Regions from separate parts of the Homo sapiens genome. Here all the other regions are linked to region 1. Evidence: chromatin loops called from intact Hi-C (ENCODE). Cell type or tissue: PC-3. All regions are shown on one strand.

Evidence for each region. Peaks named below come from ENCODE experiments on the same cell type or tissue, not always from the same donor. Only the 100,000 strongest peaks of a DNase experiment are listed, where the experiment ranks them.
Region 2: it touches region 1 in a loop (6-fold over the local background); 13 of 110 quality-filtered maps call a loop at or near these places.
Region 3: a loop joins it to region 1, with 4 times the contacts of the local background. A loop is called at or near these places in 12 of 110 quality-filtered maps.

What each region holds. Positions count from the first base shown.
Region 1 is chr3:18,753,361-18,761,360 of GRCh38, forward strand. No RefSeq gene overlaps it. Among named protein-coding and RNA genes, the nearest start is that of SATB1-AS1, 310 kb to the left of the region's middle. In PC-3, CTCF peaks have their summits at 4,938 (motif pointing left) and 5,139; a DNase peak (open chromatin) is centred at 4,861; H3K4me3 peaks cover 295 bases; H3K27ac peaks cover 1,051 bases.
Region 2 is chr3:18,442,445-18,450,444 of GRCh38, forward strand. It overlaps SATB1-AS1 (SATB1 antisense RNA 1), which reads left to right and starts at 2,793. Exons shown (of 7, transcript NR_125803.1): 1 at 2,793-2,998. It also overlaps a transcript of SATB1 not described here. RefSeq lists a silencer at 2,699-2,918. In PC-3, no CTCF peak of the experiment used is centred here; no DNase peak of the experiment used is centred here; H3K4me3 peaks cover 3,324 bases; H3K27me3 peaks cover 2,762 bases.
Region 3 is chr3:18,419,344-18,427,343 of GRCh38, forward strand. SATB1 (SATB homeobox 1) reads right to left here and starts at 5,996. Exons shown (of 11, transcript NM_002971.6): 1 at 4,284-5,996; 2 at 1,414-1,648. The coding sequence starts at 1,624. In PC-3, no CTCF peak of the experiment used is centred here; a DNase peak (open chromatin) is centred at 4,198; H3K4me3 peaks cover 4,076 bases.

The DNA of each region.
Region 1 (8,000 bases):
TGTGTGTGTGTGTGTGTGTGTGTGTGTGTAGGGAGGGTTGGGCAAGATAATTTACTTCTTGTACAATTTTCTTTCTGGCGCAATAGTTTGCAGTCTTATCACCAGGTCAGGGATTTTGCCTATACCCACAATGCAGCTGGCAGTATTGCCCTTTTCTTTTGCCTTATTATGCCACAGAATGCCACATTATTTCCATTAAATATGATTGTCTTCAAACGAGACAACATATGCAACCCCTCCTCCTGCTCCCACTCCCCATGTCTCTCTGTCTCACACACGCACACATACCCACATACACATACACACAAATGCATGCACACATGCACACAAAGCTCCTTTCAATTGTGTTAAGCAGTAAAGCAGAAGGATTTTTTAAATTAGTGTTTTGTTTTGGCAATGGTTGCTGATGTGTTCATGTAATACAGTTTTAATCAAATCCCCAAAGCTGAAGACCTTTCAGCATATCTTAGGCTGCACTGTGCAGGGCTTATTCCACTTGAAGTGGCCACCAGGGAGGTACAATTAGCTGTTCCCATGGAGAAGTTTGTTATAGTAATAAATAATAAGTAGCATAGGTAGCGATGGAATCAATTAAAGATATTTTTGACCGCCTAATGGTTTATGGGAATGCTAAATAATTGACAACAAGTTTTTGACTGTTTTCTGTCTGCATGTCTTCTTGTAACTAAACATTGACCATGCACATAGGACAGTGTCCGAGGTCACTACTTTTTCTTTTGTAAAGCCATATTGTCAAGGGTATTCTCTGAAAGACAATTGCAGCCCTTACATAATCAAGCTGATTTTGAGAGGGTTAAAACTCTGCTGTAAATATTTGCTGCAGGCAGAAATCTAACATATGAAGCAGGAGAACAAATTGTGTTATCAGTTTCAAAAACAATCTGTTTCGCCCTTCATTTACTTATTTTTTTTAACCAGTGTAAAGCAGGACAATAGGAGTTGGGTAGCTAAGAGGGCTTTGTGTTTTGTCTCTGGGTTCCTACTGCTTTGAAGTTAAAATGGAAATTTGGCAAGTGGGAAATTAGTAAAGTGCTCTAAATGCTTTTGGCATCTTGACAGGCCAAAAAAAAAAAAATCAAAATGGTCAAGCTACCTTGGTTCAAAATTAGTGAGTGTATGTTAATGAATTCCTTTATAAATAAAATCTCAGAAGAAAATGAGATGGGTAGGTTTATTGTGTGTATTTGAGGATGAATTGATATGCCACACATCAACTAAAGCAGGTCAGTGATCCATGAGCTTTGCAAGATTTACATGAAAAGACACAATTGTTCCTTCGAAGTTATTGGATAAGTGACATATGGTCTCAATGCCAACGTGGGTATCAATGGGAATTAGTCAGACTAAAATTTGGGCTAAATAAAGCTTAAATCACAATTATCATCATTTGATTAGAAAAAGTAGTTCTAGTTGATTCTCTATTTTACAAATGTTTTTCTCTAATTGTAAAAGCCCACTCTGTGGATTTATCTGCAGAATGAGCCCATTCTATCCTTAGGGTTTCTATGAAGTCAATATGAGCAATGCAGTATACAAGAGCAACAGAAATTGCTTCTGTAGGCTGCTGGAATGCGAAATTTGTAAGTGCATGTTCATGATACCTCAGGTCAAATATATTTAATATAATAGTATCTTGTACTTTAGTAGGGGTTGGTAAACTACAGGACCACAGGCCAAATATGGCCTACTGCCTGTTTTTGTAAATAAAGTTTTATTGAAAGACAATGATGTTCATTCATTTATGTATTGTCCATGAATGCTTTATGGGATGAGGGCAGAGTTGAGTAGTTGCAACAGAGACTGTATGCATGACCTATAAAGCTGAAAATACTTGCTATCTGGCCCTTTAAAGAACTAAGCTTGCCAATTCTAGACTCATAGAATTCCTTAATCTGATCATTTAAAATTTACTTGTTATCTTCATCACATTCCTCTGAGAGGAAGTTTTTCGTTTCATTCCTCCCAGCCTTGTTTTTCTGCACTGACGACTGTAATGCAAGGAATTTGAGGATGATCAGAAGATCAAATAGAATACTAAAATGATTTATACTTCTTTCCTAACCATAGCCATTGACCAAGAGCATCAGCAGTTATTGACAGAGTGACATGGCCAAAAGAGAAACACCTCCTGTTGGAAAGATTTTGGCCAATTGCCTCAACTCAGTAGGGGTATCACAGGTGACAGTATCCATTGGAAATTTATCAAAATAGTAAGGAACTCCAAAGCATCGAAGTGGAAATCAAACTAAGAGCAAAACTAAAGAATAAAAAACACGTTGGCTCTAGAATTCAGATCGAGTGAGAAAATGTGCAGGAATAAAACAAAAGGCTCTAAAGGAATTGCTTGAATGTGGAGAGGTGGTTGGGGTTTCTTTTCATTGGATGATGTCTCCTTAATAATTATCCTGCAGAGGGTGGACAATTTCTTCATTTTCACGGTAGCTATCTTCTGTAGGAATATGTGGGCTAGTTTTTTAATCTTCTATCACATTTTGCATGAGCTGCAGACAGCTAGTAAAAAGAGATGAGAACATGATACTTAGAAGGGTGGTCTTCACTCAGAGCCAGGAAATCTCTCCACTTCCACTTACATGGTATGAACAAATGAAAACTACCCATATTTCCATCAAGTATCTGAGTCTAGCATCTAGAATAGCATATGTTTTAGAATTGTCTCACTTGTCACTTTTACATCTTTTTTAACTAGGGAGAAATTAGTAAATGTGACCTGAGATTAGGATGTCTCCACTGAAAAACAAAAACAATTTTATTGGTACTGTTTTTATTGTTAAGAGTTACTTGGTAAATAGAGAAAGAAATAATCAAATGAAAAGAACAGATTGAGTGGCTCAATTCTTACCTTCTTCAGGTGCAAAAAAACTGAAGGTACCTGTTCACCATGCTCCAGCCACTCTGGACTTGCTTTAGTCCTTCAAGGTTACCCTGTCCTTTTTCCCCTTGCCCCAGGGTTCTCAACCCTTTTGGTCCAAATGACTTTACTTTTTCTCATTATTTCTTAGCCTCAGTTTCCTCTGTTCTTTCTCCTCTTTTCTTCATTCCCCTTATTTTTATTGTTTTGTCCCTTTTTCTACAAGCAAACCTGAGACCTATGCAAAGCATATATAAGCATTCTTTATCTTGACTATGACCTCAGAAGTTGCTGACCTCTGCTTTGTTTACTGGAAATAGTATGTCTACTTATTCTACTTCTTCCTAGTCAAGCCTATGCTTTTTCAACCACCTGAAATGCTTGCAAACTGGTAATTAGGTTTTGTGTAAACATTTAAGAGTTTTATTTTCTTTTTAGAAAGGGCTGTTAAGTACGATTTGGTTGGGGATTTTGGCACATCCAATCTTTATTTTTTCAAATGACTTATTAAAAAGCAACAACCCACATATGTTTTATGTAACACAAGTAAGAATTCCGTTACCCAAAGTCATCATCTCTACTCAATGTTCTATAAAATTAGAAGATTAGATAAAATTATTAATCAAAGAAATCAAAATGAGAAAAGCAAAATAGGTGTTCGTTCACGGTTGTTTTGCCTTTGTTTTTATCTAAAGAACCCACAGATCTGCTTGTCAAGAAATTCTTTTGAGGCCTTTCTATAAACCAATTAATCTTTAAAATTAAAGCTTGAAGAAAGAAAAACTATTGTTGGGTGTCAAGATAAATTTGAAGTTGAAATGATCTTTGAATATGCCGTTTAATATTTGAGAAATGTGCTACCTAGTAGTTCATATCTACAACTCTTCTGCTAATAGGTGAAGATAACCTTTCTGAAGGAATGGGATCACAGATTTTTTTATTTCACCTATATTTCCATAGTCTCCTTTATGACACACTTGTCAGCAGGTGTGTCAAGTGTAGAGCCTGAATAAGCATCAAAGTTTGAACAAGCACTTGGACAAAGAGAGCCCTGTCCTCCTGATTCGCTCTGTTGTCTATCCCCACACCCTGGTCCATGATTCTCTACTACCCTTGTCCTATACCTGCCCCTTCAGTTTTATCTCATAAACCCCCCTTTCACACTATCTTCCAGCAACACAAAGGAGAATTACCCAAATACATTATTCATCTTATGCCTTTTCACATCTCTTTCCATTTTTACTGAAATCCTTCCTTTCTTTCTTATTTATTCTTTAAAGCCGTGCTTAAGTATTAGCCTTTTTTATAAGCCTACCTCAATGCCCTACTTCCGGTGAAGTTAATTTCACCTTATCTAAGTTACTTCAACATTTCTTCCACATTTCTTGTGTTGCATGGGTCACACTGTTCAGAAACTGTGTGTTAAATGTTTGTCTATCCAAAGGTCAAGTGCTGGGACCTATCTTTATCCCTACTACCTAACTTTGGGGCTGGCATATAGAAGGGATCCCAGATATCTGTAGAACTGAACTGATGAATAGATAAAAGCAAAATTCTATGATTCCTGGGAGATAAAACACAAAGCTTGGACCTTCTAACCGGTGTGAATTTACCTATCATAGACATTTTAAAATTTCAAAATAGATTGCTGTTAGGTCTGTAAGAATTATTTTTGTAACGTCTATAAAGTTGACTGTTGGGCTAAGATTATTGGAGATAGTGATTAGGAGATAGGGTGAAGTTTAATTCTTTACATGGCTGAACTTCAATCAGGTTCACCAAGAAATTTTAGGCCACATTTATTTATTTCAAAAAAAAGATAAAATCTAGTATCTGTAAAACCACCAAATACGCACAAGTCCCTCCTTTTAATGAGTCACTTGAATGCAAAATCAACTGTAATTCAAGAAACCAAAAACAATAAAAGAAGTGAGCTTTGTCAGACTGGACGAACTTGTTCTACCTGTTACAGACAAAGAAAGGTCTGATGAGGTCCAGGAAACGGAGTTAGTTAGAGCTTAGATTGCAAAGGAGTATTCTGTGTCTCCCCCTACTGGTTGGTGGAATAACTAAATGGAACAACCCCCCAGGAATCTAAATGGCCATGATCTCCTGACAGCTTTGTACCATCTGATCACCTGCCTCTGTGAACTTTCAATAAGGAAGGTTAATCAGGAGTTCACTTCAGGATATTTTCTGTCATCCCCAGTTTTCTAACTCTGGTTAATTAGCATTCTGCATTTCTTAACAATTCTAACTTCACATCCCATTGAAATAAACCATTAAGAAACCTACTCCTCGCACATTTTAATTCCAGGCTATCTCTACATTCTGACTACATCAAACTTGTTTTAAAAAGGTTTTATTTGAAAATAATCCTAAGTGTTACCACAAGGGATACCATTTCCTCTAGTCTTCAAAGGGTTGTGTGAGCCCACCATTAAATATGGGAATACTAAAAACAAATAACAGTAGTTCTTATAAATAGCAACACCAGATACGATAAATCCACAGAAAATTTTGGGAATAAGGAATTACAGAAAATTTATTTGCATTATTCCATTACCTTTATTTGGTGATTATATATCTAACAGATTCAAATTCTAAAATAATTTGAAAAGCTTATTATTGTGCATATTCATGAAAAGAGTTGAGACAAGCCAAGGACCTACAAAAGAAGATATTGTATGATAGATAATTTACAAATCAGAAAATATCCTCATTCTGTGGTAACAGTTAAATCATCCCCAAGGTTTGTCATTATCAGCTATGAAGTGTAGGTTATACAACAAATAATAAGAAAAAATGAGAAGAGCAAATTAAAAATGGGTAGAAGTGAAGATTTTCATATATAAGATCAGATATGGGAACCAACAGTGAAGCATCAAAAAGTCAATGCAGTACTGAGCAAAGAAAAACAACACTAGAAAAGAGAAAAGAAAATAAACCACGACGAAGAGAATGGTTTCTGAAAAGTACAAAGGGCACAAAGGAGCATACATCGCAAAAGTCTTTGTAGGTCTGACTACTTAGAAAGACATAAAAGCTAATGGTTAAAATGTATTCATTATATTTTGTTTACTACATTAGGGAACAATGTTATACCTTATATGGAGAGTTAGATTAGAAATAATATAGAATTCTAAATTTATTCATAAATATTTATTGAGTGCCATATTATTTGGGATATGTTAATTCATTAAAAAATTCTAAAAATATCAGCAGCTTGAGGTGAGGATTTGTTTCTCACTTGTGCCTTAGCTCACTGCCGATCATTTGGGACCATGCTCCTTCTACCATAAGATGCTACCGTCTTTAACAAATGGCCTTCAAGTATGCTGAGCAGAAGGAGAGACAGCATCATTCACGAAAGCTTTTTATGCACCAAAGCTGGAGGTAGCTTATTTATGAATTTTATACACACATTCCATTGACCAGAAGTCAGACACAACTCCACTCTAAATGCCAGAGGGTTCTGGAAAATGTTGATTTCCTACTTGCTCAAGAGAAGGAAGTTGATTAGCAAAAACATTTTCTGTGTGAGGGTCTGGAGATTCATCAGTGGTTGGCAGGTGGAGGGAACAGACAAAAAAAATTCCATCTTTAAGGTCAGAAGATAGACAACAAATGAAAGTTAAATGCACAGTATATTAAATGGCGATGTGTGAAAACTAAAGAACCCAGGTAAGGAGGATAGACAGCATGGCAGGAGTCAGTTCCTACTATGTTACTGCCTTGGGAAGGAGACAAGGGAGCTAGTCGATATGCAGAGGAAGGAAATTTCAAACAGATGATACTGTAGATCCCTGACTCAGGGGATCCCTGACTCAGGGGGATGGCTGGCATATTAGAGAAACAGCAAAAAGCCCAATGTGTCTGGAGTGGGATGAGCTGCTGCTGGTGGGGGCATTAATAGAAGATGAGAACAGTGAGATAATAGGGAAGGCAGCTTTTATGCTGTTTGTAGACCATTGTGAGAACTTTCAGCTTTTTTTAAAAGTGAGGCTAGAAGCATTGGAGGGTTTTGAGAAGAGGACTGACATGCACAGATTTACTTTCTGTGGTATCACCCTGGTTGCTGAATTGAGAATAGAATGTAAGGGACAAGTGTGGACGTAGGCAGACTAATTAGGAGACCATTGCGATCATCACAGTGAAAGACAACTGAATCAGACTGGTAGCAGTAGAACTGATAAAAAGTGATTGGATTGTAGATATATTCTGAAAGTGGGGTCAACAAGATTTGTTGATTGAGTGTATGTATGGTGTAGAGAAGAAGAATCAAGTATAACTCCAAAACATTGTGCTTTAGCAAACAGATGGATAGAAGAGTGTGGGAGGGGCAGATTTTTTAAGAGAAAATAATGATCTGACCAGGAAGTAAGTTTTTAACATGTTAAAGTTGAGAAGATTATTAGTTATTCCAGTAGAAATGCTGAGATGACCCTGAAAATAGTGTCTCTGGATTTCAGTGGAGCGGTCTGGCTGGAGAGAGAAATTTGTTAGTTATCAGATTCTAGTCAGATGAGATCATGAAGGCAATGAGAGAAGAGCTCAGCAGAGCTGAACTTTGAGGCACTGAACATTTCAAGGTTGGGTACATGAGGAGGACCCACCAAAGGATAGGAAAACTTTGTGGCTAGTGAGGTAGAACGAAAATCAGTTGGAAGCTAAGGGAAGAAAATGCTTCAAGAAGAATAGAGAGATCAAATGTAACAAATGTTGCTGATAGATCAAGTGAGAGATAAGAAATGAGATGAGACCATTGGATTTAGAACATGGAGGTCATTTATATTCCTGACAAGAGCTTTGTTTCTATCAGGTGGTGAGAATGAACTTGGCTAGAGTGTGTTCCAAGAGAATGTGAGAAGATGAATTGGGGATTATGAGTGTAGATAATGTTTGTTTTGCTGTAAAGAGAAGGAGAGAAATGAGGTACTGGATGGAGTAGAAAGTGGGTTTGAAGAAGGTTTGTATCTATCTATCTATTTATCTAAAGACAGGGGACACAGGACACACAATAAAATTTAAACTTCAGATAAACATATATTATATATATATAATATATATATGATGATTCTGTAGACAGGAGTTGTTATTGGACAAAGAT
Region 2 (8,000 bases), 310 kb before region 1:
ATGAAGTAGTAAGTGTCAAATGAAGATGAAGAATAAACATATTTGGTATATTTATAAAATGCATAGTCATTTAAAACGTGTACAAATAGAATACATAGTTTGCTACTGTTACATTTTATATAGTATACACATTGTCTACAGTGTATTTAATAATGTGCTTAACCAAGTTAATTAAAGTATTTATGTCTGATGATTGTGTAATAAACACTTGGAGAGGTAGTGAAAGATACAGCCAGTTACTTCTGCTAACTAAAGTTGAAATTATGCACTTATTATAACCTTTTCTAACAATGTGAGAAAAACAGAGTAAATATATTAAATTTGTTTCACAACAGATGCTTAGGTTGTTAATATTTAAGATGCCTATTCATGCTATTCCTGTCTGCACATTTGTCAAAAATGTAAGCTTGAATGCTAATGTTTGCCAGCAGACTGGAGCAGCCAGTATATGAATGTACTACTGTTCTAAGAAAATAATATGCAATAGAAATAGAGGACTACTGCTAAATCATAGCAGTAGTACCATACAGGAGATGAGAGGTTTTTAGAGCAAACACCTCAACCTTGGTTTTCTTCAGACTTAAAGTATGGGTTTTTGTTTTTGATTTTTGCAGCTACATTTGACCACAGAATAAATCTCACATTCCTGACATCTCAGAAAAATCCACTTTGGATAGAGTGTAAATTTCAACTAAGTTTCAACGGGATGAGTTACTCTGTCAGCAGTACAAACACCGTAAATTTCAGATTGCTTAGGACAAAACCTGACACCGAGCGGTAACATTTTACTCATTCTTACCCTACCCGCCACCCCCTTGAGAAAGTCAGGTCCCCTGGCCTCCAAGGATGCAAACATGGAAACCCAGTCAGTCAGAGCAGTAAGGTTCTCTCTGGGGAATAGGGCATCCTTCTGTTTTCCCTGTCTCTTTTATAACCATGTGGAGTCCAAGTCTTAGAACATTTGCTTGTAAGTCCGGAATGCCACTGAGAAAGTTCGCCAAGGAAGGGCGCAGAGGTCAAAGTTGCCAACCAGGACACTTTGAGAGAGGACCCTGTGGTTGACATTTGTTAGTGAAATTTGCAACACCTCAGTGGAGGCCAAGGCCAAAACTTTCAAGGAGATCCCTATGCCCCTTTCCCCTGTTGGTCTTCTGAGGTCATCCCAAGAGGAAACTGCGTTTCCCCAGTAAGCACGTGGCACTCCCCGGACCTGCCACCTGCCTGCTTCGTCCTTCTCGTCGTGGTTTCCCAAACCCCGGTTCTGCCGGCCCGGGAGCCTTAGCACTGGAGCAATAGGAAAAGGCCACCGCGCTCGGGTCTGGACAGCAGGAGGGAAACACGGTGTGGACTGCGAGGCTGCACCTGTGATGTCCCGGCCCCTGCTAAGAGGACGGCCCTTTCTTCTGCCTCTTGCCCAACTCCAAACCCACATTCACGCCAGCAGCCTCTCCAGGACCGGCCTCGCTACAGCCAGCGAGGGCTCGAAATGAGGAGTGCCGCGGCTTTCAAACTCCGGGCTCCAACTTGAGCGCCCCGGCGCCCGAGTAGCTCCCGGGATGCAGAAGTTGCCACAAACTTCCCAGGCCCCTCTTCGCCGATGCTTACAATCAGCCGCGCAGGCAGGGAGCGGAGGGAGGCGGAGATGGACCGGGAAAGGATGCTGAGCAGACTCGCGATCCGGTGGGGGAACATTACCACTCCCGCAGCCCACTCCTCCAGGCACCTTACTGCCCGCCCGGCTCCAGAACGCACCGAGAGGCTCCCCTTTTCCCCATTTGCTTCCTTCGGTCTTTTCCACTCCCCTTTCCTTTTCTAAAAGGGGCCATACCGGTGACCTGAAGGAGTTTGTTCAGCCAGGGTCTATTGGGCAGGTGTGGTGGTGTGTCCACACCCAGACAGAAAACGAATGGCATCTTCAAATCCCCCATCCCGACCGCTCTCCCCTACTCTACCAGCCCACCCCTCCAAGGTCCGTCTGCGTGAGAAAAGGGGCTCGGAAGACCGTTGAAGCCCTGCGCCCACGAGAGGGGAGCCCAGCCGCCCCAATAGGGGACGAGGAGTGGGTGCTACGGAGAAGTTTGGATTGATTCCGGAAAAAGAGGGACAGAGATAAAACAGCAAGAGTAGCAAGGGGAAAAGGGAGGCAAAAGAGCAGAACTCACTCAGGCATGGACGTTGGGGGCGGCGGTGGCTGTCGAGTGCGGGCCTGAAACCAAGAACGGCTCCCCGGGCGGGCGCGCCGGCGTCGGACTTCCGAGGCGGCGGCTTCTGCCTCTCCTGCCGCCGCCGCCGCCGCCGGAGCTGCGGCTGCCGCGGAAGTTAATTGCAACTTGACTTCAAGTTGTCCTCTTTCCCCATACGAAGTGGGCGTTTAAAGGGGAGAGCGAGGCGAGGAGCGAGCGAGCGAGCGCGCGGGGCCAAGGGAAGGAAGAGAAGGAGGGGGAGGGAGGAGATGTTAACGGGCGGGGGGGGGAGAAGGGGGAGGGGGCGGCGGCGGGGGCGGGAGGGGGAAGGGGCCGGCGGGAGCTGCTCTCGTCTCGTCGGTCGCGGCGCCTGCAGTCTGGAGGCGCACCGGAGCGGCCGGGGCGTCCCCCGCGGGAGCCCGCAGCCACCCGGGACGCGCATCCAGACGTGGCGCTTCGGACCGGGCACGCTGCGCCCGGGGGCTCGGCGGACCCCGCGTAGCCGCCGCTTCGGAGCTTGTGCGGCGCGGGCTGGCCAGCGGGGCGGCCAGGGCCCGGCCCGCCTCCCCAGCGCCCGCCCGGCTTCTCCCCCTGGCGGTGGGAGCCTCGGCGGCCGCTGGCGACACTAGGCGCACTGAAGCCCGAGCCGAGCCGAGCCCGAGCCGCCGCCGCCGCCGCCGCTGCTGCGCACCGCTCCCGGGCTCCCTCCCAGCGCGCCGGCCGGGGTGTGGGGGGCGGCGGGCCGGAGGGGCGAGGGCGGGCCAGGGGGCGCACACGGGGGTTGGCGCGGAAGACAGGACCCTCAGCCTCGAGGGGTAAGTGTGGGCGCTTGGGGGTGCGCTTGGGGTGCGCGGCGCGGTTCTCGTCGCCCGCCAACCCTGCCCCCTCACCTCTCCGGGGGCCCCCAACACGCGCACTCCTCCTCTTGTCGCCTGCGGCTTCCTCTTGTTGCTTGTTGTTTGGCTGGGTTTTGGGGGGTGAGTAGAGGGGGTTACTGTAGTGTGTGTGCAGGCGGAGGAGGAAGTCAGGTGAGAGGCCGCGAAGCACCCCCACCCCAACCCAGCCTGCGTGGGGTGTATGCTTCCCCACTAGGGGCATTTGGGCCATTTTTTTTTTCTCCGTCAATGTTCGGTCGAGACGATGTTTCCTAGAGGGCCTCCTTCACTTACAGTCTGGTCTGTCCATCTCCCTTCATCCCACCCTCGTCCGTCTTAGCCCCTTGTCCAGGAGCCCTGCACCCCAAGTGAGGAGCACGTGGCGGAAGGAGGAGGAGGCCCTCTCTTGAAGACCCCCACGCTGTGACCCAGCCCATTAGTTTAAATATTTATCCTCACATCACCAGCTGTACTTTTCAACCCACTGGAACAAGACGCCTAGGCAAGGTCCAATTTCCCCAAAAAGCTGGGGGCAAAGCGGGAGAGATGAGGGTTTTATTGACATTGGGAGAGAAGGGGCCAAGGAACCTTCCCAAGTGGAGACTGAAACTCAAAAAATCTCTACAAAAAGACTAGGGTGACTGGAGGCTCAGGACTGCAGGCTTAGGAGAAACTGGAGCTCCATCAACTTTATTTCTCTCCCCCTGCCTCTCCTCCCCCCAGCTCTGAGGAAGCTAACAGGTCTTTTGTTTTGTATTGTGTAGCCTTTGGGAAATTTGCATTGAGTATGTCAACAGAAAATTACTACTGTTTACTCAAAGGGATTGCAGAAAGATAAAACATAGTAACATAGTTTTTACTTTTCCTCTTCTTTGTACGCTTGTGTGTATTTGGCAAGAAGTGTAGTTAGGTTCATGGCATGAACTGCAAAACGTCAGGTTGTAACAATAAGGACTGTAGAGCTGCCTAGGTGTATTTTTAGAAGCCGCACTTTCTTGAATTCCTTTCACACAAGGCTTGCTCTCTCATTAAGTCCCCATAAATAATTTTATTTAGAGAGGAGGAAACTATGGAAGCAGGAGGGAGATTGCTAAGATTTCCATCCTGCCAGCGCACAGCACTGTTTGCAGGGAAGTTCCTGGAAAGTGATTGTGGGCTGAGAATTCAGTTTTTCCTAAAAGCTCTGTTAGGTCCTGTTGTGTCAGATGGCTATGAATAAAGCACGCTGGGAAAATCCTGATATCCGTGCAGTCTTATTTTATCTTTTACACAGTGGTTGATTCGACTTTCAAGCCCTGGTGACAAACACATCAACTCTGCTGTATTTTTGTGTGCTTTTTCTAAATAAAGGAGAATACAGCATGTATTCATGCTGCTTTTTTCCCCTCATCCATGGTTATTGAATTCACTGGAAGTTATTCATCTTTTTTCAGTTGATCATCATTTTATGCCGAGACCACAATTCCAAACATATAGGAATTTTTTAAAATTATGAATTAGGGTTCTTTTAGGGAACCAACCCTCCTTTTTAAAGATACAAGTGCCCACCACAACTCCTAGTTTTGTAAAGCAAAGCAAAAAGGTATAAATGATTATAATGAGCAAAACATAGTAAAACGTTTTCCTTCTTGGATCACTTTCTGTCCCCACAGGTCCCAGGAGACATTAAATCCTCCTGCCTTAATTTACCAAAATGCTGCATTTCCTAACCAGTAACAATATCTGTGTCTGAGAAAGACATCAGGTTTGGAATGGAAAAAAATACATTCTCGGTATTTAATTACTGCTTAACAGTAATTTATTGTAGCAGGCAGTTGATTTTCCAATTCTGAAAGCCTGAAATGAAGCTGAACAGAAATTTGAAATTTTTAAAAAAGGTTTTTTTTTCTTTCTTACACTCTTATATACTCATCTGCTTCCCCAAGTTATCAGCCAAGCCCCTATAACTGAAAGTATGATATGCTCCTCTGAGTTGAACCGAGACCATTTTGCCCCTCATTTTTTGAATTTGCTTTTTCCTCCCAATAGTCTTGTATAGAAAGCACATGGGCTCTGTTAGAATACAGAATTATGCAATTCTGGGTGCAGTGCATTAAATGACATAGTTTGATAAACTCTTAAGCCTTACAGCTCAGATGTTAATAAAATATTGTAGTTGGCCACAAATTTCATAGCACAAGGCTAAGATCATTTTTCAGAAGAAAGGGGCATTTAATCTGGATTATTTGGTTAGTTGCTATGGTCTGAATGTTAGTGTTCCCCCAATATTGGGGTTCATGTGTTAGAACCTAATATCAAAAGTGATGGTATTAAGAAGTAGGGCCTTTGGGAAGTGATTAAGTCATGAAGGCTTCAACCCTCATGAGTGACAGGAGTGCCTTTGTAAGACAGGCTGAATCTAGCTACCTTGCCCCTTCCACTGTGTGAGGACACAGCAACAAAAGTGCCATCTGTGAAGCAAGGAGTGAGCCTTCACCAGATACTGAATCTGCTGGTGCTGTAATCTTGGACTCCTCAGCTTCCAGAACTGTGAGCAATAAATTTCTGTTGCTTATAAATTACCCAGTCAAAGATAATTTGTTGTAGCACCTCAAATGAACTAACACAATAATACATTTGTGCTACTAGATTTTTTTAACAAGTCCAAATGTGACTTAAATGACTGAAAGACAAATCTGGAACATATCAAATGGCCAATAATAGTAGCTGGTATCAAAAGCTGCACTGGTTATTTCCTTAAAAGAATAGACAATAAAATATTGCCTACTAAATATTAGAAGAAAGATCAAGGGAAAGGATAAAACAGCATTGGCCTTGAAGGAAGTTATTTGCTGGAAAAAAGACATCAAAATGTGAAAAGACAATGGATCAGTTAGTGGTTTGAATCAAAGAAATACTTGAGGAAGAAAAAATATATATATATATGTACATATTTTTCTCTTAAGACCAGAGGAATCAGAGATCCTAAAGCTCTAGGTTGGAAGGTATTTTTAAAGTTAATTTGTTCTGTCAAATCTTTAGAGGCCATTCAATGCAGATATTTTGGGTGTGAAGGGGAACTTACTACTTACCGCCATTAAGGCAAGGATTTTTACCTATACCGTACTTACCAGAGAATAGAGTTCACTATATATTGTGCAAGTGAATGGATAATTTCAAAAGTATTTCATCTTTATATACTTTATTATGTTTTTACCTTATATATATTTTTTTACCTTATATTGCACAGAATTAGTCTTCCTGAAACTTCCAACCGTTAGTCTTCGTCCTGCCAGTTGCAGCCAAACAGAACAAATTTGTTTATCAGTCAAGATAGGCAATGTGCTGGAGTAACAATTCCAATTTTTTAGTGGCCTGTAACAGCAAACGTTTTCTTGGTTATGGTTTGAATCCATTGCAGTTCAGCTGGTCTGTTCCATGTCTGTCACTCCAGGTCCCTGGCTAATGGAACAGTTGCCATCTTGAATGTTTCATGTTGTTATGGCAAAAATAAAGATCACTCTGGAGGGTTTCATGCAGACATTTAAATGCTATGGCCCAGAAATGCCATACATCATATGGCCTCACAAAGAATTAACCAGGATTAGTTGTGTGGCTCCAAAGAATCATGACAAGAAGGTCGGATAGTGCAGCCTATCTTGTACCCAACAGTAGAGAGCTGTGGTACACAATTCTGCAGACTACTGCTACTGGTAGTAATCCTTGTCCATATGATAACCTGCCAGCTAAACAGTCTCTTCCTGTAGCTTTATGGCCCAAGTCTTCCATTTTTTAGGGCAAACTGCCAGAGTAGCCACCAGCTTAGAGGGAAACATTGTTATCAGGGGAACCCGCCCCCAATATTTCAACATAGATTCTTTATATTTTCCCTAAGTGTCGGCCAGTCTGAGCAATAAAGAGAAAGAATACAAAGAGAAGAATTTTACAGCTGGGCCGCTGGGGATGACATCACATATCAGTAGATCCGTGATGCCCACCTGAGCTGCAAAACCTGCAAGTTTTTATTAGGGATTTCAAAAGGGGAAGGTGTGTATGAACAGGGAGTAGGTCACAAAGATCACCTGCTTCAAAGGGCAAAAGGCAGAGCAAAGATCACATGCTTCTGAGGAAACAGGACCAGAGCAAAATCAGAAACTCCTGATAAGGGTCTATATTCAGCGGTGCACGTATTGTCTTGATAAACATCTTAACAGAAAACAGGGTTCGAGAGCAGAGAACCGGTCTGACCTCAAATTTACCAGGGCTGGTGTTTCCCAATCCTAGTAAGCCTGAGGGTACTGCAGGAGACCAGGGCATATCTCAGTCCTTATCTCAACCACATAGGACAGACACTCCCGGAGTGGCCATTTGTAGACCTCCCCCCAGGAATGCAATTCTTTTCCTAGGGTCTTAATATTATATTCCTTGCTAGGAAAAGAATTTAGCGATATCTCTCCTACTTGCACATCTGTTTATAGGCTCTCTGCAAGAAGAAAAATATGGCTCTTTTTTCCCAACCCCACAGGCAGTCAGACCTTACAGTTGTCTTCCCTTGTTCCCTGAAAATTGCTGTTACTCCGTTCTTTTTCAAGGTGCAGTGATTTCACATTGTTCAAGCACACATGTTTTACAATCAATTTGTACAGTTTAACACAATAGTGGTCCTGAGGTGATGTACATTCTCAGCTTACGAAGATAACAGGATTAAGAGATTAAAGACAGGCATAAGAAGTTATAAAAGTATTAATTTTGGGAACTGATAAATGTCCATGAAATCTTCACAATTTATGTTCAGAGATTGCAGTAAAGACAGGTGTAAGAAATTATAAAACTATTAATTTTGGGAACTGATATGTGTCCATATTAAAGTGAAATCTTCACAATTTATGTTCCTCTGCTGTGACTCCAGCCAGTCCCTCTGTTTGGGGTCCCTGACTTCCTGCAACACATTGTGTGACTTCTT
Region 3 (8,000 bases), 330 kb before region 1:
TGGTCACTGCTGAATGCTAAAAATACCACATGATTTAAACCTGAAGGCAGTCTTAGAAGCTTTTGCTGAAGGTTTATGAGCCTGTGTAAACAGCACGTCTGCCATAAGGAGCAGTGAAGTCTGTAGAATCCTTGTCTAAAACTGTCCTGGCATTAAAGTTTGCTGTGCAAATATCACATAATACCAGAGACAGCTGAAATCTCCTATTTAGGAATTTATGGAACTTACATGTTTGCAGGCGTCAGAAAGTCTTTTTTATACAGCCCCAGTGCTTCACAGTACAATATTAATGCACTCTGTTTGAAAAGCCGTAATAAATTATATTTTTAATGCTCTTACCCTGGCTTTCTTAAGATGCATACATTCTTGGCAAACAATCAATAAATAGGGTAATCATGAGTAGAGGCCAAAGAATTTGCTGAAGTGCTGTTTTCCCATTTTTAATAGATAAAGATCTAACAATACGGACTGCTGTGTCTGTTCATTTCAGGATCAATATATTCTTTGTTTTCGCCAAACCAAGGAAAAAATAAATGATTGTATGATAAATGTTACGCATCAAACACAATGAAATTCCTCTGCCTTCTAACTTTATCTACTTAATATTCTTGGTTGCTAAAATATAGCATTTTTATCCATTGCTTAGCAAATGTAAGGAAAATCTGATTCCTATACATGTTATTCAGACACAAAATGAAGCTCCTTATGAGGCACATGCATTACACCCAGGGTAGGCACTGCTTTACAGGAACAACACTGTTAAACACAGTCCAAGTTGTTAAACTGCATCAATTTAATATTGGTAGAAAAAAGTCACACAGTTACACATCTTCCCCTTATAAACTTGCCTAAATCTGTTCTTTCTTCATCAAAAATACCCAATTAAAACAAAAATAAAAAACTAGAATCATCAGATTTTTTACTGCTAATGAATTTGCTCTTAAGAAAATAAGCCACAAAAAATAACATTACCAAACTTCTACATAAGATGTCCAAGATCTCTGAAACTGCCCTACAACTAAGAATCTTAGGAAGAAGCTAGGGTAACTCTCAAATCACCTAAGTGTTTTATTCTTAATCAGGTTAGTTTGAAGAAACAGCTGCCTACAATCCTCGACTACAACACCTTTTGAATGGACCCTGCCAAAACTAAAACCATTATATTTAATTCAGTCCTTATTACCCAAAATGTTCCATGATTCCAGTCTACAGTAGAACGCTCCACCCAAGCATGGAGGCTATACTTTCCAACGTGATTGATACTAAGGACCCAGAATGTAACTAATGTACGATCATAAGGAGAATAAAGGCAGAGTATACAAAACATGTTCTGCCACTCCACCCCCACACAGTGTGGCCTTGTGTAGACAACAGGGCTTTCAGCTTTTCAAGATTTGGCTTGAAGGTATTTACCTTTCCTAAGGTTGGTTTTCATCAGATGGCCCGAGTGTTTTAAAGGCACTCCCTGCATTTTTGCACCTGTACTCCCAAGCCTTCCTCTTCCTAGCGGGCTCCCGTTCTGCTCCAGGCGGGCAATCTTGGCTGGTGGACCCTTCGGATCACTCACATTGTTAGACATTTCTGAATGTTCTTTCCCCTGAGTTGCCTCGTTCAAATGATCCATACTCAGTCACTGTCTAAAGATCACCTGCCAGAATTTAAAAAGAAGACACGTTATAGTTGGGCGGGGACCTACGTGTATATATGTGTCCTATGTAAATGTTTTAGCTCTAGATATCTCTCCACAAATATAATGTATTTGTAAAATGGCCTATCTAGATATGATACAGATGTTACTATATTTCTAGATGATAGCATTACATTCTTATTCAAATTAACAAAATGATCTGTGGAAACTGTACCAATACACATGAATAAAAAGATAACTGGCCTATAAAAAAACTAAGTGGGGAAAAATGGGCTTACTTTTAGAACAAGAATTATTACAAGTATAGCTAAAAAGAAAACAGCAAATTGCATTTACGTAGTCCCAATTTTTAACAATTAGAAACACATTACAAAATACAGCAGAAACACTTTAATAAAGGATGGAAAGATGATCATAGTTCAAAATATTAGAAATCTAATGTATATGTTTTATATGTATACATTTTATATGTGTATGTATATTAATTCTTATGAAAAAAACATAAACCATCTCAAAAGAAGGTAACAAACATCTAACTGCTTTTTAAACTCCCCATTGGCTTTTGTAAATTAATGCATAGAAAAAGTTTTCTACTATCAAAGTTCCAAGAGTTATGTGACAGACCTAGTCAAGTTTTGGGCCAAAGATGTGATTGGATCAGTTTACCCCTAAAGAAACAGGAAGAAGTGAAGGGTTTTCAAATATCCAACGTACTGATGCATTAAAACTCATGTGTTTTAGAGTCAGTATTTAGGTGTCCATTAGTAATAGAGGGCTGTTAACAATAAATATTTTTAAAAAATTGAATACACTTCGTGATATGCACATTAGGTTGAAGTGCCAAGCTCAATTAAAAAAAAAAAAAACACAAACAAAAAACCTTGATGATACTGGTAAAACAAAATATCCAGTATTCAGAAATAACCTCAGCATGCAATGGCATTAACATTGTAATTAACTTCAAAAAAATTAACAGATAATTATTTTCAGTTATATATTAGACATCAATTTTCCCATCATTTATAGTAAAGTGATTAGACAATATCAAAGTCATTTTTAAAGTATAGTTTTAATTAGAATTGATAAGAACAGGTAAGTAGAATTATTTTATGAACTTTGATGGTATTTGAAGTATTGAGCTTATGAAACTAAGGGGATCATATTTAGGAAAACCAGAGAGAATAATTACCATTTTTCCTAGCTGTCTAGTAATTTGATATAGCTTGTTTTTGTTGTAAATTCTTACACTGGAGCTATTTAAATCTGGATTTGTTGAAAGCCAGTTTGTATTAGCATGGCTTTTCTGTAAATATTTTTTCTTCTGTTTAACCATAGCCTACTTCTTACCATATAATCAAGAAAAGGGGGGCAGCAATGTTAATCTGGAAGTTTAAAAGCAACCTTAAGAATGCCAATTGAAGAACTATAAAGTTTGAGAAAAATTAATGGCTATTTATCTTTGTACTCCAGAGTGGCACACTGAGAACTAAAGGTTTACCGTTGATAGAGGTCCCATCTGTTTTTGGTTATGAGGTTCATTAACAATAAATGTGCCTTTTTAAACCACTTTTTAGCAAGATTACTCTTTTCCATTATATTAAACTGCAGTCTAAAGCCAAAATTAGAAAGAGATGATTATTAACTTATTCAAAACACTCTTTATAACGTTTCATGTGGATAACACAGAGCTTTTTCTGAAATTGGTTGCCTCATCCTAGAGCAGAAGATGAATTTTAAAACATATGATTTGAAAAGAAAAATCTTTAGCCCTTGGGGCAATTTAAGAGGAAAAAAAGGGAGGGGGTGTAGACAACAGCATCAAAGTTAATGCTATAAAACATATTAAGTAATCATGAGGCTTAACAACACTAGAAACTGTACAGCAAATGAAAGTGATACATTATAATTTAATGTATTGACAATCTAAAGTATCATATAGGTCATGAAAAACTGTCCTTTGAATACCCACCTATAAGCATCTATTAAACACTAAGTCGTGGTGTAAAAAGCTTTACATTACAAACCAAAATTAAATGCGCATAAAACACCCAATTTACTCATTTTAACTCTATGCCCGGGCTAAAGTTCACCAAACCTCAGTTTGGGATTGAAAAGAGCAACCTCCAACAGGCCTGCTTGGATGACAGCAGCAGGAACTAACTATGGTCTCAACAGATGCCAGGCTGAAGAGTTTCTTTTGAGTTACACGTTACAACCCATTTTAGTGCAATGTCTGGTTGCCACACAGAAAGCAAGCTACTTTCTGAAAATCCCATTTATCTGCCCATAAACTAAGACCATATATGATAATTACTGAATAAAACAGTGAACTCAGTAACAACAATTATTTCCTTTAAAAGGAAAGAAAATCTCGAAATTCTAGTTTTTTAGGAACCGATTTTTTGCAAAGCGAGATCCTTTTCAATGAGTTTCTAGCTGGATCGCCTCCTTCGCCCCCACACAACCCCATAATCACATTTTAAGATTGTGCCCTTATCCATTCCATATGGCCGGCACGATCCAGGCCAAGCTTTCACTGTGACCTTTTAAAGAGACAAAGAAGCAAAGTACTATCTAGAAACAGAAACACTGCAGTTTTACTGAGTGAAATTAGCAAAACCGACCTGAAACTCACCACTTCAAAACTTGACAGCACATAAATAACAAAAACAAAGGAGATTTCCTTTGCAGCCCGGGTTCTTGAAGAGAAGTTCAAGACTGATGTTTTCTATGTCCTTTTTTTTTTTAATTAAAAAAAAAAAAATAAAAAAGCAGCAGACCTGAAGGCGACTTCCCCTGAAATTGTATTATTTTCCTTTCCCCTACCCCCGCCCCCCTAAGCGGGGGAAGGGCAGAAATAAACGTCTAGAAGAGTAGCCATGAGAAAGGGGTTTAAAAAAAAAATCACAATTCGAAAACCAACATATAGGGGTTTGTAAAATGTCTAACCTCAGAGAACAGGGTTTGCGATGGGGAGGAGGGGAGAGTGGGAAGCAGGGAGGAGGAAGAAGATAAAATTGATCTGACAAGTGATTCGTTGGGGGGAAATCGTAAAAACAAAGCAAAACCCGTTATGAGCTGTACACTGTGATGGTGCTGGGGAAACGACGTGGTGACTGAGGATTCTCTTAAAAAAAAAAAAATCACTGCGGACAAGGTCTCCAAAAAGGAAAAAAGGTCTCTTCGCGTCTCTCCCTCCCTCCTGCTCACTCGGGTTCTTCGGTGTGAGGACAGAAAGTCTACTTCTGGCTGTCACTTGCAATATTATTCTTCAATAACCCCGAATAACGCGCATTGGGAAGGCCACCTCGCCTCCCTTCCAATCACCCCCACCCCCCTCGCCAACAATCGCGACTAATATTAACAAACCTTAAACTTTTCCCCACAGCCTCGCACCCCCAACGAGGGCATCTAGCGGGGGACAGCGAGGGTGGGGGGCAGGGGGTCGCGAGAAAAGCCCCGGAAAGGCACTAAAATGCCACTTTTGATTCTGCCCTCGCTGACAACAGCCGCAAGGACCCTCTCCCTGCCCATTGACGCGGGGCTGTGAGCGTCTGGGGTCCCAGCAAGTGAGGAGAGAAGAGGTTCGGGGGGAGGGGGAGGAGGAGGAAGATCAGAAGGCACCCCCAGCCACCTCCACCGCCTAGGCAGCGACAAACTCCCCGCCCCCTCCCCCCAAAAAGTCGCCAAGCTCTCACTCGTCCAGAGTCCGAGGTAAACAACGAGCACCACAATGGCACTAGGACTTTGGGGGAAAAGAAACCCAGAAACCCCGACAAAACTGATCAGGAGTTTCCCGAAATGAAAGAGGGGGGCGGGCAGCGTCCTCTAGAGTCGCCCTGGCTTTCGGCTGGGCCCCCGGGCAGGATAGAGGGCGGCCGCGGCTGTTGTTGTTGTGACGAGGCCGGGTGTTGCTGGGTGGCACAGGGAGAGGTGTGTGTGTGTTTGTGTGTGTGCGTGAGTGTGAGCGCGAGTCCCCGGACGGGGCTGCTTCTCTCGCTCTCTCCCTCGCTAGCTCTACCCCTCGCTGCCGTCTCTGCCCCCATTAAATTATTAGTTGACTCATCCCGGCCGCTGTCGCTGCCGCCGCCGTGCCCCGCTCGGCTCCGCGCGTCCGCCCGGGCTGCAGCCCTCTCCGCCGCTGCTCCTGCTGCTGCTGCCGCCGCCGCCGCCGCTGCCGCTGTGGGTGCCTCTTCTTCCTCCTCCTCATTTTAATACAAAATCACCCCGCTCGCAGCCCCAGCCCCGAGCACGCAGCCTCCTCCCGGCCGCCCGCCGCCGCCCGGAGCCTTCCCCAGCGGGGCCGGCTCATCCGCCGCGTCCGGGGAACGGGAGCGAGCGAGAAAGTGGCGGCGGCGGCGGCGGCGGCGGAGGAGGAGGAGGGGGGAGGAGAGGAGGAAGGGGGTGCGGAGCCGAGGAGGAAGGCGGCGTGGGGGGGCAGGGTGCACGGAGCGGGCGGAAAAGGGATGGGGATTAAAACCCGGGCTGGAGGGCCGGGATTGGGGGAGGGGGCGGGGGCGGCGAGTTAAAAAGCCGAAAGACAAGTAACTAGTGAATGAGTGAGGGAATGGGGGGAGCGCACGATTTCCGGCCCCGGGCGCGCAAGAATTTGTAATGAGCTTGATTAGAGTGAGGCGGCCCGACATTTATTACACACAATACCCAGAATAACAGGGCGCTGTGCGAGGGCTAGCGCCGGCCGCCGCCAGACGCGCCAGGGAGGGCGCAGAGGGGAGGAGGAGAGGGGGCTTCCCTGGCAGCGTCCGCCGGAGCGGGGAGGGGAGCGCGCGGCGCGCGGGCGGCAGGGGCAGGTGTGTGAGTGGGAGGGAGGAGGGGCAGGACGGGCAGGACGGGCACGGGGGGCGGGGGGAAGGAAAATGACGGGGAGGAGGGGGCGAGGGCCAGGGGAGAAAACTAACCAACCACCCACACGCCACAAAAGCCACAAAAAGGAGTACGCCTGGAGCGTCGCAGAGGGACAGGCGAGGTGGGGGGACAGGGAGACGCACCGGCCCCGTGGGAGAAGGGCGCGGGTACGCAGGTGACAGGCGCTGAGGAATGAGGTAGGGAGCCATCAGGAAGTGGCTGGAGGGGTACAGACGGAAGGCAGTTCTCTCCGGGGAAGCGCGGAGGGTGCAGAAACGTGTACAGCAATAAAGGCCAGGAGCCTCGAAACGCTCGGAATGTTTATCCTCTAAGGAGGGTGGTCCTTAAACTATGAGGAGCCAACATTAGAAAGAACTGAGTAAGAGCGTTCTGTACTAGTCAGACGTTGGTTCAAATCGCCCTCACTTCTGAGCCATAGAATACTTTGGAAGAAGAAATACGTGGCCGAGTTAAACAAAATTTGGGTCACTTGAAAGAGACCTGACTTGTTATTATAAAGGAAAAGATGCCATCATTCTTCAAATAATTTACGCTAGGCAAAAGAGGAAAGTTTGGGTTGGTAAATACATCTGTTGTAGCAATAAACACTTCTGCTGTAATCTAGGGTAGGTTACCCAGTTAGATAAATGGTCATTACCACATAAGTATGATCCTATTATTTAGACAATCTATTAAATATAGTTCATGTAAAAATAAAGAATATTACAATGTAACCCAAAATAGAAATGCCTCATTTATCGCTTAGGTTTTAGTTCTACCATTTTAGCACCCTGAAGGCAGTTAATCATTAACAAAAAACAAGAATTATTTTTCAGAATTTGCTGGTAGGGAAAAGAGAAAAATCAGTCAGATAAACATTTTGTTACACATAAAAAAGCAACAAGTTAGCACAAGTACTGAGATAAAAGGGAAATTTGCAAATTAAGCTCTGTAAAGCCACCAATACACTCTTAGGCACACTGTTTACATTACAAATCTAAAGAAAAGCCAAAAGGTAAAGCAGAAAAGTGTAGGAAATGATGGCCTCCTAGGGGAGAGTAAGTTTAGGAGAAACAAAATGAAAATATATCACTCTAATAGCACCCACGTTTCACCCACAAACCAGAAAGGTTAGCCAAATCTGGGAAGGCAACCGTGAATCTTGGCACACAAACCCAAGCCTTGAGCAAAAGAATGAACATGTGATAAACAGAAAACACAGCATCAAAAATAGGAAAAGAAATTTAAGGCAAATTTTTAGTAAAAAGCCCAAATGATAGTAAATTTTTAAAAGTTAAAATGTGGGGAAATCTGAAGGAAGATATGTTAGCTAAAGTATAAGAAATAGAAATATGGTAGGTTAAATTTGAAATTTCCAATATGGATACTTTAATAGTTGCTTCAAACTAGTAATGCCTGACATGTTTCCCTGAAACCTGCCTTGTTTTCAGTAGGGACTGTGCACTCTAGTGCCTTGTTGTACAAA